Linked DNA regions of Mus musculus: region 2 is linked to region 1. A link is a loop called in an ENCODE intact Hi-C map of the cell type or tissue named here. Cell type or tissue: left cerebral cortex. All regions are shown on one strand. Each heading gives the region's core, and the rest is flanking DNA. Links, peaks and the distances in the headings are about the cores only.

Region 1 (5,986 bases), core at 494-5,493:
CTCCCCTGCCCCCAACTCTGTGCTCCAGCCCCAATCGCTCTGCTCTTCCCTGGGCTTCTCAGGCTGTAGACCTGAGGCTCATCCGTTCTGTGCCCTCTGCTCACAACGCGTGTATGTTTTGCACCACTCTCCCTGTATAGAGTCTGCTGTGGCTCCCCAGTGCCCTGGAGTCCAATTCACACCTTCAGCCGGAGGCACACCACACGAACGAGTCCAATTCACACCTTCAGCCGGAGGCACACCACACGAGCGTTCCTGCCCTGCCTACGTCACAGATGTGTCTCCTCCCAACACTGATTCCTCTCCGTGTCCACCAAGTGAGGCCATTCCATACCTAGGCCTCCTAGGTTCTTTCCCCTTTGTGTCTACAGAGCCAGCCCTCCCTTAAGGGCCCTGGCTGGGATGGGGAGCAGCTGCTGGAGATGCTGGGATGGCAATGGGCCACCTCTCACCTGAGCACGTGACTGACCCACAGCACGTGATGCTCCCCAGTGCTCTTCCCGTTCCCGGCCACAGTGGCTACAGACTGCAGCCACACGAAGCCCCCCGCACGCTGCAGCCAACGGTAGTAACCAGTCACCACCTGCCCTTTGTCCAGCACTGGTCCATCCCAGGGGAGCAGAGAGCCCAGAGGGGTGGGGAGGGTCAAGGCAGGTGAGCAGGAGACAGGCAGAGGCAGCGAGAGTGGGGAGAATCGAGAAAGAGAGAGAAAGGCACAGAGGTAGTCAGAGACCCAGAGGCACCCCAGCATCGGTCAGAGACCCCTCTTACCCGGCTTACTGACCCTCATCCCCCACCCCCAGCCACTGCTCAGCCTCTTTGTTGCTTTTCTGTTCCGAACAGCCCCCAGAAGCTGCAGTGCAACCAGAGACTCTGGTTAGCCCTGAAGAAGGACTTCCAGGGAACAGGGAAGCAGGGTCATTCGTGTTTTTGTGGTGGTAGGAGGATGGGGAGAGGGTACAGAAGTGTGCCTCACGGTCCAGATGGCTTTGGCGGATCCTGGTTGCATCCTGTCCATGAACAAACTGGTAGCAGCTGCGTCCCACAAGCTCTGAGGGCCCCATGTCCATATGGTCGCTAACTCTGGAGGACACAGGAAAGAAAGGGAAAAGGAGTGGGGAGACATTGGGTGACAGGAGACAGCAGAGCTGGCTTCAGGGTTCCCCAGGATCCACACCCTTGCAGTACCTCAGTTTCATTCTGTAAAATGGGCATAGGTGAAGAAAAGGGGGCCCGAAAAAGAAATGGGCAAGCCTTGTAAGGGAGCCAGGGCCACCCTCACGTCTCCCAGGCACCTTTGCCTTCTCCCTTGTCCTCTCTCCTCCCAACTCCCCACGGCCCCTGACTGAAAGGCCCAGGATTGACTGGTCCCCACATATCCCCAGGTCCTTTTGGACCCACCTTCCCTCCCGCCCCTACCCTGGTACCTGCTCTCACAAGCAAGGATGGTGAGGCCCAGGCTGAGGCGGAAGACAATCATGTGTCCGTGCAAAGGCAGCTCAGCCAGTGGGGCTGGGGGCAGCGTGTGTCCAAGGGCTACAAGACCCAGGGCTCGGGCCCTCAGGCGCCCTGTCACATGAATGACCTGTGGAAGGTGGGGGTGGCTGGGGAGGTGCCAGGTGGGACTGCTGAGGCAGGAGGACCACAGCCAAGTCAAAGCTTCACCCAGTTCCACCTGATACCCACAGATCCCTTGGCCCTGGGAAGGCTTTGAGTGTCTCCCAGTTTCTGTTCTCAGTACCTTGTATCCCGGGATATAGCTGGCACACAGGGGGAAAGAGACAGTTCATACCCACCTTGTACCCCGAGGCTTTGACATTCAGGCCCCTCTTGGTGAGGGTGGACTTCATGCGGACAAAGAAGGACCGCTCTTGGGCTCGGAAGGCAGGCGATGCCTCGGTGGGGCTGGCTTCTGAGGCAGAACAAGAGGGCGCTGTCATAGTTTTCCAGAACCCCGTCAACTCAGAACCAGCCTCACTGTGGCTGCTCCAGACACTCAGATGCATCTAATGGTCGCACAGGTACACTGATAAAGTAATCTCCCCTTGTGGGACAGCCAGGTCCAAGGTCAGATGAGCCCCTCTTTCCTGCTCAGAAGCTCTGTTCTGCCCCCCAGGCATCCGCTGGCATCAGTCTGACCCAGGCTGGAGTAGCCACCTGTGACCACAGAGGGCAGGCTAGAACTGTTGTGACAGTCAGGTCCCCTACCACAGACTAGAAGTATAAAAGAAAGGAAGCTGGGCCGTGGTGGCACATGCCTTTACCTCAGCACACAGAGGCAGAGGCAGGAGGAGTTCAAAGCCAACCTGGTCTACAGAGTGAGCTCTAGGACAGCCAGGGCTATACAGAGAAACCCTGTCTCAAACAAACAAACACTAAAAAACAAAACAAAACAAAAAACCCCAAACAATCAACAAAAGAACTGTATCCTGAAAGTTAAACACACACCACATACACACACACAACTAAAAATATGGAACAGCTGGGTGACTTGGGGCAAGTAACTTGATCTCTCTGTGCTGTGCCTGGAGTTGGGGGCCATCCCTCATGGCTTGTGGGTTTGAAGTTAGGGCCCAATGAAAATTTAAAGGCACAGTGGAATGTAAAAAAAAAAAAAAAAAATTCTCAGTCTTATTCCTACTTCCTTGTAGCAGCTCAAATGTTGGTGTATTTTGGCCACTCTGGGGAACCAGGCAAGTTTAGACACCCTAGTGCCTTAAGTTGGCTTGACTCATTGTGGGTTTTTTGTTTTGTGTTGTTGTTGCTTTGGTTTGGGTTGTTGTTGTTGTGTTTGTTTGTTTTACAAAACCTTGTTTTGTAGCATGTTAAACACAAAAACCAGGATCTACCCTCAGGCTTCATTCACTGGCAAGGATGGGATTCCTGGAAATTACCAATCTCAGGGGTGTCCACCAGCGAGGAGGAAGACGATGAGGAAGAGGAGGACACGGAAGGTGGTGTAGGGGGACCGATGCTTGCAGCCCGCAATCCAAGTTGCTCTAGGACCTCCGAGTGGTCCCCAGGATGGATGTAGTCGAAGACGCTGCTGCCCGTCAGCTCCACCTGCCGGTGATGGAGAGGAATGCAGGAGCCGCGTGAGCGCCAAAGCTGAGGCTGGGTTTAGCTTAGGTCTGCTCGCCCAACCTTCAAGTGCACTTCACAACTGGCTTGTGTTTTTCTTAGGTGTTTCCTGCTTTTTTGAATTAAGGAGGGAGGGGCTTTTTTTGTTTGAGGCAGGGTCTCACTTTTTTTTTGGGGGGGGGAGGTGTTCGAGACAGGGTTTCTCTGTAGCCCTGGCTGTCCTGGAACTCACTTTGTAGACCAGGTTGTCCTCGAACCCTCCCAAGTGCTGAGATTAAAGGCGTGCGCTACCACACCCGGCCTCACTTTTTCTTTTAAGATGTATTTATTATTTTTTTTAAAGATTTATTTATTTATTTATTTATTTATTTATTTATTATAGGTAAGTACATTCTAGCTGTCTTCAGACACCCCAGAAGAGGGCGTCAGATTTCATTATGGATGGTTGTGAGCCACCATGTGGATTTGAACTCAGGACCTTCGGAAGAGCACCTGCTCTTAACCACTGAGCCATCGCTCCAGCCCAGGGTCTCACTTTTATAGCTCTGGCTTCAAACTTATTAATCTGCCTGCCTGTACCTCCTGAAATTCTGGACTAAAGGCATGTGCTGCAACATCTGGCCCTTTTTGTTTTTGTTTTTTTGTTTTTTTCTTTTTTTCTTTTTTTAGACAGAGGTTTGCTAGGTAGCTCAGGCTGGCCTCAGACTTGTGGTGATCCTCCTGACTCGGCCTCCCAAGTGCTGGAAATCAAGCCCGGCAGTTGTCAGCTCTTTAATGAGTTAGGGCCTTGGAGACTGGCCTCTCAGATCTCACATGGATCCCATGCCAGGCCCCTTCAGTACAGCCTCTAGCTTTCTGTTCTGATCATGCTCTGATTTCACAGGGAGCCTCTGACCTTCAAGCCCCATTTAAAACTCTCCTGGAAGCTGCATATCCAACTATGGCAATTCTTACTCAGAAACCCACCGTGCCTTCTTCTACTGTCCCTCTGCTTGAAGTGGGTGACCTGTCTCCCTCTAACCTTTATCCCCCCTGTGGTCCTCACCCTCATCCCCCACCCCACCCACACAACCACCTTATCCACCCTACTTTGTCACCTACACATTCAAGTCCCCTCCTTTGGGGAAGTGTTAGTTTTTGAGACAGTCTCAGATAGCCTAGGCTGGCCTGAAACTTCTGGTCCTCCTGCCTCCACCTCTCCAGTGATGGAGTTTAATGTAAGGTTTATACCTCACCGCCATGCCCAGTTTATGTAAGGAACCCAGGGCTTTGTGAACACCAGGCAAGCATTCTATGAACCAAGCTACAATCCTGCCCCAGACACAATGGATTGGAGTCCCAGGACCTCCAGAATGGTACACAAGTGGCATACCGCTGATTCACACCCTCACTGAGCTCAGCCCTTCCCTGGAGGATTCTAGGTGAGCACACATCGCTGTAGAACTACATCTCTAGATGAGGTTTTTAATTTTGAAATGAGGTCTTGCTAAGTCTCCTTGGCTGGCTTTGAACTTGTGGTCCTGCTTGAGTCCTCCAGCATATGTCGGGCTGCTTTGTGGGGTTCCAAGGAAGGTTGTCTGTTTTTCACGTTGTGCTTAGTGATACCAGAAGAGAGTAAGGGCATGCATAGGTCAGGCGGTAAAGATAGCTGCCTACTGCAGGGAAGACTTACCTGTGAGAGACCCAGGTAGATGGACACTGTCTCTGAGATGTAGAGAAATTTCCCTTCCTGGTTCAAAGCGAACACGAAGCCATCCAAGGACTAGAGTTGAGACAAACGGAGCGGGTGTAGGAAGGGAACAACCTGGGTACCCTTAGTCCTGTCCAGTTCTCCACAGGGAACTGATGCAGGAAAAATAGTGCTATTCCCAGATGCTACCACCAGGTGGCAGCACAAAGCAGCAGGCTAGGAAGGGAGGCGCTCACCTGTAGGATGTGTCCACCTAGGTGTTGCTCGAAGACTTCAGAGACCAGAGCCACAGGGCCTCGGCGGCCTGGGGCTGGGGACAGAAGGAGGAGGAGGACAGTCAGGGACCCTTGGTCTGACTCACTGCTCTGGGCAGCCCTTAGGGGCCCAGTCAGTCTTAAACTCCCAGCCAGCCACCATAGAGAACCAGTTCACAGGATGGTTGTTCCCTAGGGGACAGAGAGACCAAGACTGAGTGACAGACATTGGAAAGAGGAATTTGTCCACTCCCTCATTCTTTTTCACACCAAAACCAAAAAGTTCTTGAGTACTTCTGTTCACAGGTCCTATACAGTACAGGCAGTGCTAGTGACGGGAACAGCGCAGACTGTCCTCACTGGGCACCGAAGCCCGGTCCAATGAATAGCCCAAGGCTGAGGCTGACCTGGTGGTGAAGGCCCGTAACTCCAACTACTTGGCAGGCAAGGTAGGAGAATCAATGACTAAAGGCTTGCCTGGGGTACATAACAAATGAGTTCCTATCTCAAAAGTTAAAATGAGGGCTGGCAACATAGATCAGTGATGAAGCATCTGCCTAGAATCTCCCAGTATGATGCTAAGGCCTTGGCTCAGTGGAGGAACACCTGCGATGAATCTCCCAGTGAGGGGCTGGGGGCGTGGCTCAGTGGTAGAGCCCCTGCCTAGAATTCTCCAGTGAGTGGCTCTGTGGTAGAGTGCTTGTCTAGTATTCATAGGCTCTGGGTTCAATCCTCTGCACTGAAAGACAGTAACAAAATCCAAAGAAATACAAAATTATGAGAGTAGCTAGAGAAGTTTGCACTGCAGGGTGGACTGCACATTAAGATAGCAGCTGAAGACAACAGCTCGGTGATTCTTCAATAAGTGAAAAGAGAGCTATGACGTGAGCCTCTGGCAATCCCTTTATAACCCAACAACCTTAAGATAGGTACTGTGAGGAGTGCTGTATGCACACGGAGA
Region 2 (5,986 bases), core at 629-5,628, 270 kb after region 1:
GTGGGAAATGAAAGGGGCTGTACTAGACTAATTAAAAGAGCAGTAGCTCCTAATGGTACATACTTAACCTGTTCCTACGGTGTTTACACCTGCTACCCAGGAGACAGAGGCTGACCAGTGCTCGACTTTGATATGCTCCCAGGAAGTGATGTCCAGCCATACTTACATCCCTTAGATTTAAAAAGTAAGAGAACTCCTGTACTTATACCAGTCCTGCTAGGCATGGCCCTGCCTGGGTCCATGAGGTGCCTCTGCAATAGGCATCTAACAAGTACGCTCAGCACAGCCAGATCCCCACTCAGATAAAGATGAACCGTTGTTCAGGGAAGCACAGTCACTCTCCAGAACCAGACAGATGCACTGGCTGCAACGTTCCTCCAAAAGCGTGGAGGATTAGGCATGTCCACGATTTAAAATAAAGAATGCTGTTTTATGCTAATTACTCAGGAATCGTATGAGGAATCGCCAAAGGTGTGTTACTGGGAAAGTGAGGCAAAAAGTACAGGAGAGCCATGGAGTAAATACGGACAACATGGTGGGGGCGGGAGCCTGGCTGCCTCTGCTATGGGGCTGCTTATGATGAGGGTGCTGGCTCTTCTATTAGGAACATATTTACTTATTTATTTTATTTATTTACTTATTTAATGAGTATACTGCAGCTGTCTTCAGACGCAGCAGAAGAGGGCATAGGATTCCATTACAGATGGTTGTGAGCCACCGTGTGGTTGCTGGGAGTTGAACTCAGGACCTCTGGAAGAGCAGTCAGTGCTCTTAACCACTGAGCCATCTCTCCAGCCCCACTGGACCACGCATCTTAAACTCCCCGTCCAGCTTCATCAAAACTAGAAGGAAAGCAATAGAAGAGCAGCTGGCAGGCCAGAGTACCAACCGCTTTCTGCAGGACATATTCGTAAGTGATGTAGACGAAGAGAAAGGGAGGAGACAGGACCAATTACTAGGTTTATCCGCTTGTTCAGTGGTTCACTTAAAGTGCTGTCTGTACTGCTTAATTAGTAAGTGTGACATCACTCACCACCTGGGACAGAATAACCTGGAGACACAGCTCAAACAACCTGGGTGGTTGCCCTGCCACTGAAGCCACACAGGCTTCCCTAAAACTCTCCCTCCACTGCCCCACCTTGTGGCTTTAGGGTATAAAATGAGAATACCAACCAGACCTGGGAGGGAAACCTTCCTGCAGCTCACCTGCTTAGGTCCACCAGGGCTCTCTTCCATGCTCATTGGTGCTGGGGCTTATTCCAGGAAGAGCCCCACACGCACAAGGACATTCTCCCCTTGCTTTTCTCTTTACATCTTTTAAATTTATCCTCTGTGCTTCTGTGTGTATGTTAGTGCTGTGTGTGTGTTAGTGTGTGTTAGTGTTGTATATGTGTTTGTGTGTGTGCATGTGTTTGTGTGCATGTGTGTGTGAGAGAGTGTGTGTGTGTGTGCATGTGTGTGTGTGAGTGTGTGTGTGCATGTGTGTGTGTGTGAGAGAGAGTGTGTGTGTGTGTGTGAGTGTGACACAAGGACTTTCTCTCCTTACTTTTCTCTTTACATCTTTCAAATTTATCCTCTATGTTTCTGTGTGTGTTTGTGAATGTACGTTAGTGTTGTGTATGTGTTTGTGTGTGTGCATGTGTGTGTGCATGTGTGTGAGTGTGTGCATGTGTGTATGTATGTGAGAGAGAGAGAGAGAGAGAGAGAGTGTGTGTGTGTGTAAATCAGAGGACAACACAAGGACTTTCTCTCCTTACTTTTCTCTTTACATCTTTCAAATTTATCCTCTATGTTTCTGTGTGTGTTTGTATATGTATGTTAGTGGTGTTTATGTGTGTGTGTGTTTGCGTGTGTGTGTGTGTGTGTGTGTGTGTGTGTGTGTATGCGTGAGAGAGAGAGAGTTTGTGTGTACGTCAGAGGACAACTGGAGAGGGCAACTGGAGAGAGTCAGTTCTCTCCTTCCTCCATACAGGTTCTAGTGATTGAACACAGGTCATCGTCAGGCTTGGCAGCAGTTGTCTTTATCCACTGACCTATTTGCCTCGTTCAGGTTTTAGAATTTTGAGACAAAGTCTGACTCTGTAGTCGAGGCTAGCCAGAGAGTCCCTATATAGTACAGGATAGCCTTAATCCATACCAGTACACTTCCATGGATTTACAGACACTGTGTCTAGCCCAATTCCTATCTTTATTTTATTTTATGTACATATGTAGTTATATTTATGAGAAAACCTACATCCCTAAGCTCAACTAAATAGAGCACTGCGTAAGCATAGAAAGGCAGTTAGTTACATTTTTAGGTCCACAGCGTAATGACTTGTTTAACACTATTTCTGCTGGGCATCAGTGGTGCATACCTTAAGTCCAGGTAAGCAGATCTCTGAGTTCAAGTCCAGCCTGGTTTACAGAGTGAGTTCCAAGACAGCCAGGACTACATAAGAAACCATGTCTCAAAAGTAAAATAAAATAAAATAACCTACTTTTCCTAAGACTGGTGTGGTGGCATATGCCTATACTGTAGCCCCTTTGGTGGCAGAAGCTGCAGGATCAGGACTCCAACTGATCCTCCCCTACAAGGCTAGTCCTAGGCCAGTCCGGGATACATAAAACCCTGAGCTTAGGGGCTGGTGAGATGGCTCAGCGGTTAAGAGCACCAACTGCTCTTCCAAAGGTCCTGAGTTCAAATCCCAGCAACCACATGGTGACTCACAACCATTGGTAACGAAATCTGATGCTCTCTTCTGGAGTATCTGAGTACAGCTACAGTGTACTTACATATAATAAATATTTTTTTAAAACCCGAGTTTAAAGGAAAAAAAAAATCACTGGAGGGAAGAGTGAAACATGCCTTCTGAACGTGACAGAGATGATGCCAAACCTTACAGCAGCTGGGAGTTACTGCTCAAGGCCTGTAGGAGACCAGGCCCATCAGCATTTCACCACAGGTGGGCACGGATTGAGATGCTGGAGAGAAGACTCAGTGTTTAAGAGCTTTTGCTACTCTAGCAGATTCGGCTCCCAAACTCCAGTTCCTAGGTTCTTATGCTGTCTTCCACCTCTGTGGACACTGCAGGCATACTATAGACTTACCTACATGCAGGTGAGAACTCAAATACATAAAATAAGCAAAAAATTAAAAACCAGTCGCCGAGGGTGCGAGGGTCATATTCCCAGTAGTGTATTCTGTTAAAAGATGCCCATGCCCAAGTAAGTAACGCTCACATCCGCAACCCCAGATCAATGCCGTGGGTCACACGCTCCGCAAGAAAAACATACATGAAAAAAGGAACACTTTGGGGAAGAAAGGGTTTTGGTGGAGGAGAAAGAAGTAAGCTAATAATAATGGGGAAATATTATCAAAGCACATTATATGTTATAATTTAAAGCAAAGTTGAAAAGAAAAAACTACTATTCCCAGCATGTCCTTGCTGGTAGCTTTGGGATCGAGGAGCACTAGAACCACATTTCCCGAAATGCAACGCTCACTCAGTCTACTTTTAACCTATGGAAATTGTCCTTATTCAGAGTCCTTCATCCACAATGCATTTGGTACTCGCATTTGGCGACTAGGTCTCTTGATAGGAAAAAGGGCAGTCGCAGAGCATGCTGGGAAGGCGTTAGACCGGGGCCACCCTTGCCAACGCGTGCGTTTAAACTACAACTCCCAGAGGGCCGTGCCCGAGAAGGAAGGCGGGTTCTCCTGCCGGAAGTCAGTTCTAGCCCTGGGCCCCACAACTGCAAGCAGAGCCGGAGCCGCCCTGTTACAGCGGGACCCGGGCCTCTGGGGTCCAGACAGGGGTCGCCATGGTAACGGGGGGAGCGTCGTACCGGGGACAGGCAGAGGGGGGTGGTTCACGTACGGTCCCCGGGGTTTCGGTTTGGAGGTGACAAGCTTCCTCCTGCTGCGGATGATCCGGGCCGGGCGCGGGTTCTCGGGATTGGGGTCAGGAATGGGGATCAGGGGCTGGATGCTGCGCTGCGGGGTGTGCTTGTGGTTCCAAGCAAAGGATTTGGAGGGGAAGGAGTGTCCAGGGGAGGGACTGCCTTGGTGGGAGACATTTGGGGGTGATTTTGAAACCACAGAGGCGGGAGAAGATATTGGAGATGAGGAAGGGATGATGGAAAAGAACCAGAGACTCTACAGACAGGGTAGAGAGGGTTCCTTATGAGAAGGAAGGAGCTGGTTTTAAGGAGAGCTAGTGTTGGGGCAAATTGGATATGGCCAGGGTAGATGCTCTCCAGGGGAAGAAGAGGACCCTGGAGGCCGGAAGTTAGCCCCTGTAGGATTAGAGTTAGGCTGCTGCAAGAGGAGAGAGGGCTGTAGCAGTAGAAAGTGGATTCTAGAAGAAAATGGGGAGCAACTGAACAGAATGTTCCACAGAGGAGAGGTCCGGGGTGCAGAGTAGACTTGGAGGCGTCACATTTGAGGAGGGGGAGCTTTGGGAGAAGGGCTGAGCACTGGATTTAGGGGAACCTCCACCTCCAAGACGGGCCTTTTGGAACTAAGAGTTCTTTGGATAGGGACTTGGAGAAGAAGACTTGGGAGGGGGATGTCAGAACAGGAGGTGAGTAGAGGTCTTGGAGGTTCGATGCGACCTTTGTAAAAAGGGAGGCCAGCCTTGGACAGGGAGAAGGGGTGCTTGTAATGAAGGACAGGTGAAGCTTCCCGGAGTCGGGGCCAAAGGTGCTGGGGTCAGGGGGATGGAGGTTACAACGAACAATGTGGGGAGGTGGTCGGGAGGCTCCCTGAGGGTACAGCAGAGGGATGGATGTAGGGACTAGGGGCTGCTCAGATGTGTTCCCAGGAGTGAAACGATTCTCATTGAGGGAAACAGAAAGAAGTATTGGTTGAAGTGGGGTAGGACACAGAGGGCTTAACTCAGCCTTGCTTCCAGCTGTTCTTCCCTTCTGCTCCTGTGCCCACCCCCTTCCCTTCCTGGGTTTCCCTGGCTCAGCAGAAGTAGTTCTTGGAAGGGGCATGTAACATCCTGTTTGTGGTTTTCTGCTTAGGTTGAATAAGGCAGATAGGTTGAGGGAAGAATGAGGCTCGGGAAAGACCATGGAAGCCAGTAAAGAATCCAGGGCTCAGGGTAAAGACTTGGAGGAACTAGCTCTGCTTTCTGGTTGTGATAACTATGGGTCTTAGCTTTGTCATCTGTAAAATGGGCAAGAGCATATATGACTGGACAGACAGGGCTTCAAACTAGGCTTCCCAGCAGGGAACCCTTGAGCCCTGATTTTCCCCTTTCCGTTTCCCCCCTCAGTACCTAGGATTGAACCCCGGTAGAGGATTGAACCTGGGGTCTTGGGCATGCTGCTTGGGTATTTTACCTTCAGCTAAATTTTCAGCCTTGTGGTTTCTTTCTCTCTCCTTCCCTCCTTTCTCTTCCTCCCGTTCTGTGCGCTCTCGAGTTGGCTCTCTCTCTTCTTTCTTCTCTCTCTCTCCCTTTTTGTTTGTTTGTTTGTTTGTATTGAGGATGAAACCCAGGGCCTTGTACATGGTTGTAAGTCTAGTACATCTCCTGCCACTGAACTACATCTCTGTCTTTCCTGTTTTTTTATTCTCATTTTACGTTACGTATGTAGAGGTCAGAAGTGACTTGCCCAGTCATTCCTCTCCTTCCACCATGTGGATCTCAGGGATCAAACTCAGGTCTTTGGGCTTGTCAACCTGTACCCACTGAACCAGCTCACCAGCAGTTTTGTTTTGTTTTGTTTGTTTTGTTCTCCTTGAGACAGGATCTTGTAGATATCCCAGGCTGCCTTTGAACCTCTAACACCCCCCCCCCCCCATCTTAGCCTTCCTAGTAGCTACAATCACAGATGTGCATCACTGGGTGGCTGGGGTACGAGTTTCTGAAAGTGAAATGACAGGACACACTTTATAATGCTACTTAGAGGTTGGGGCTTAGGATGTGTAGTATATAGTAGCCGCATGCTGCGCCTCTTATAGGTGTTACCCTGTTCACTGGTCTAATGAAGGAAG

What was found. Peaks named below come from ENCODE experiments on the same cell type or tissue, not always from the same donor. Only the 100,000 strongest peaks of a DNase experiment are listed, where the experiment ranks them.
Region 2: a loop joins it to region 1, with 2.0 times the contacts of the local background. A loop is called at or near these places in 2 of 42 quality-filtered maps.

The regions. Positions count from the first base shown.
Region 1 is chr7:16,460,354-16,466,339 of GRCm38, forward strand. Npas1 (neuronal PAS domain protein 1) reads right to left here. Exons shown (of 12, transcript NM_008718.2): 4 at 5,008-5,081; 5 at 4,754-4,843; 6 at 2,895-3,063; 7 at 1,797-1,912; 8 at 1,428-1,585; 9 at 977-1,083; 10 at 453-600. Among named protein-coding and RNA genes, the nearest start is that of Tmem160, 11 kb to the left of the region's middle. In left cerebral cortex, for the core only: CTCF peaks have their summits at 2,169, 3,064 (motif pointing left) and 4,964 (motif pointing right); DNase peaks (open chromatin) are centred at 3,068 and 4,966.
Region 2 is chr7:16,734,732-16,740,717 of GRCm38, forward strand. It overlaps Ap2s1 (adaptor-related protein complex 2, sigma 1 subunit), which reads left to right and starts at 3,713. Exons shown (of 5, transcript NM_198613.2): 1 at 3,713-3,807. The coding sequence starts at 3,805. In left cerebral cortex, for the core only: CTCF peaks have their summits at 1,160 and 2,908; DNase peaks (open chromatin) are centred at 3,200 and 3,598; H3K4me3 peaks cover 2,097 bases; H3K27ac peaks cover 858 bases.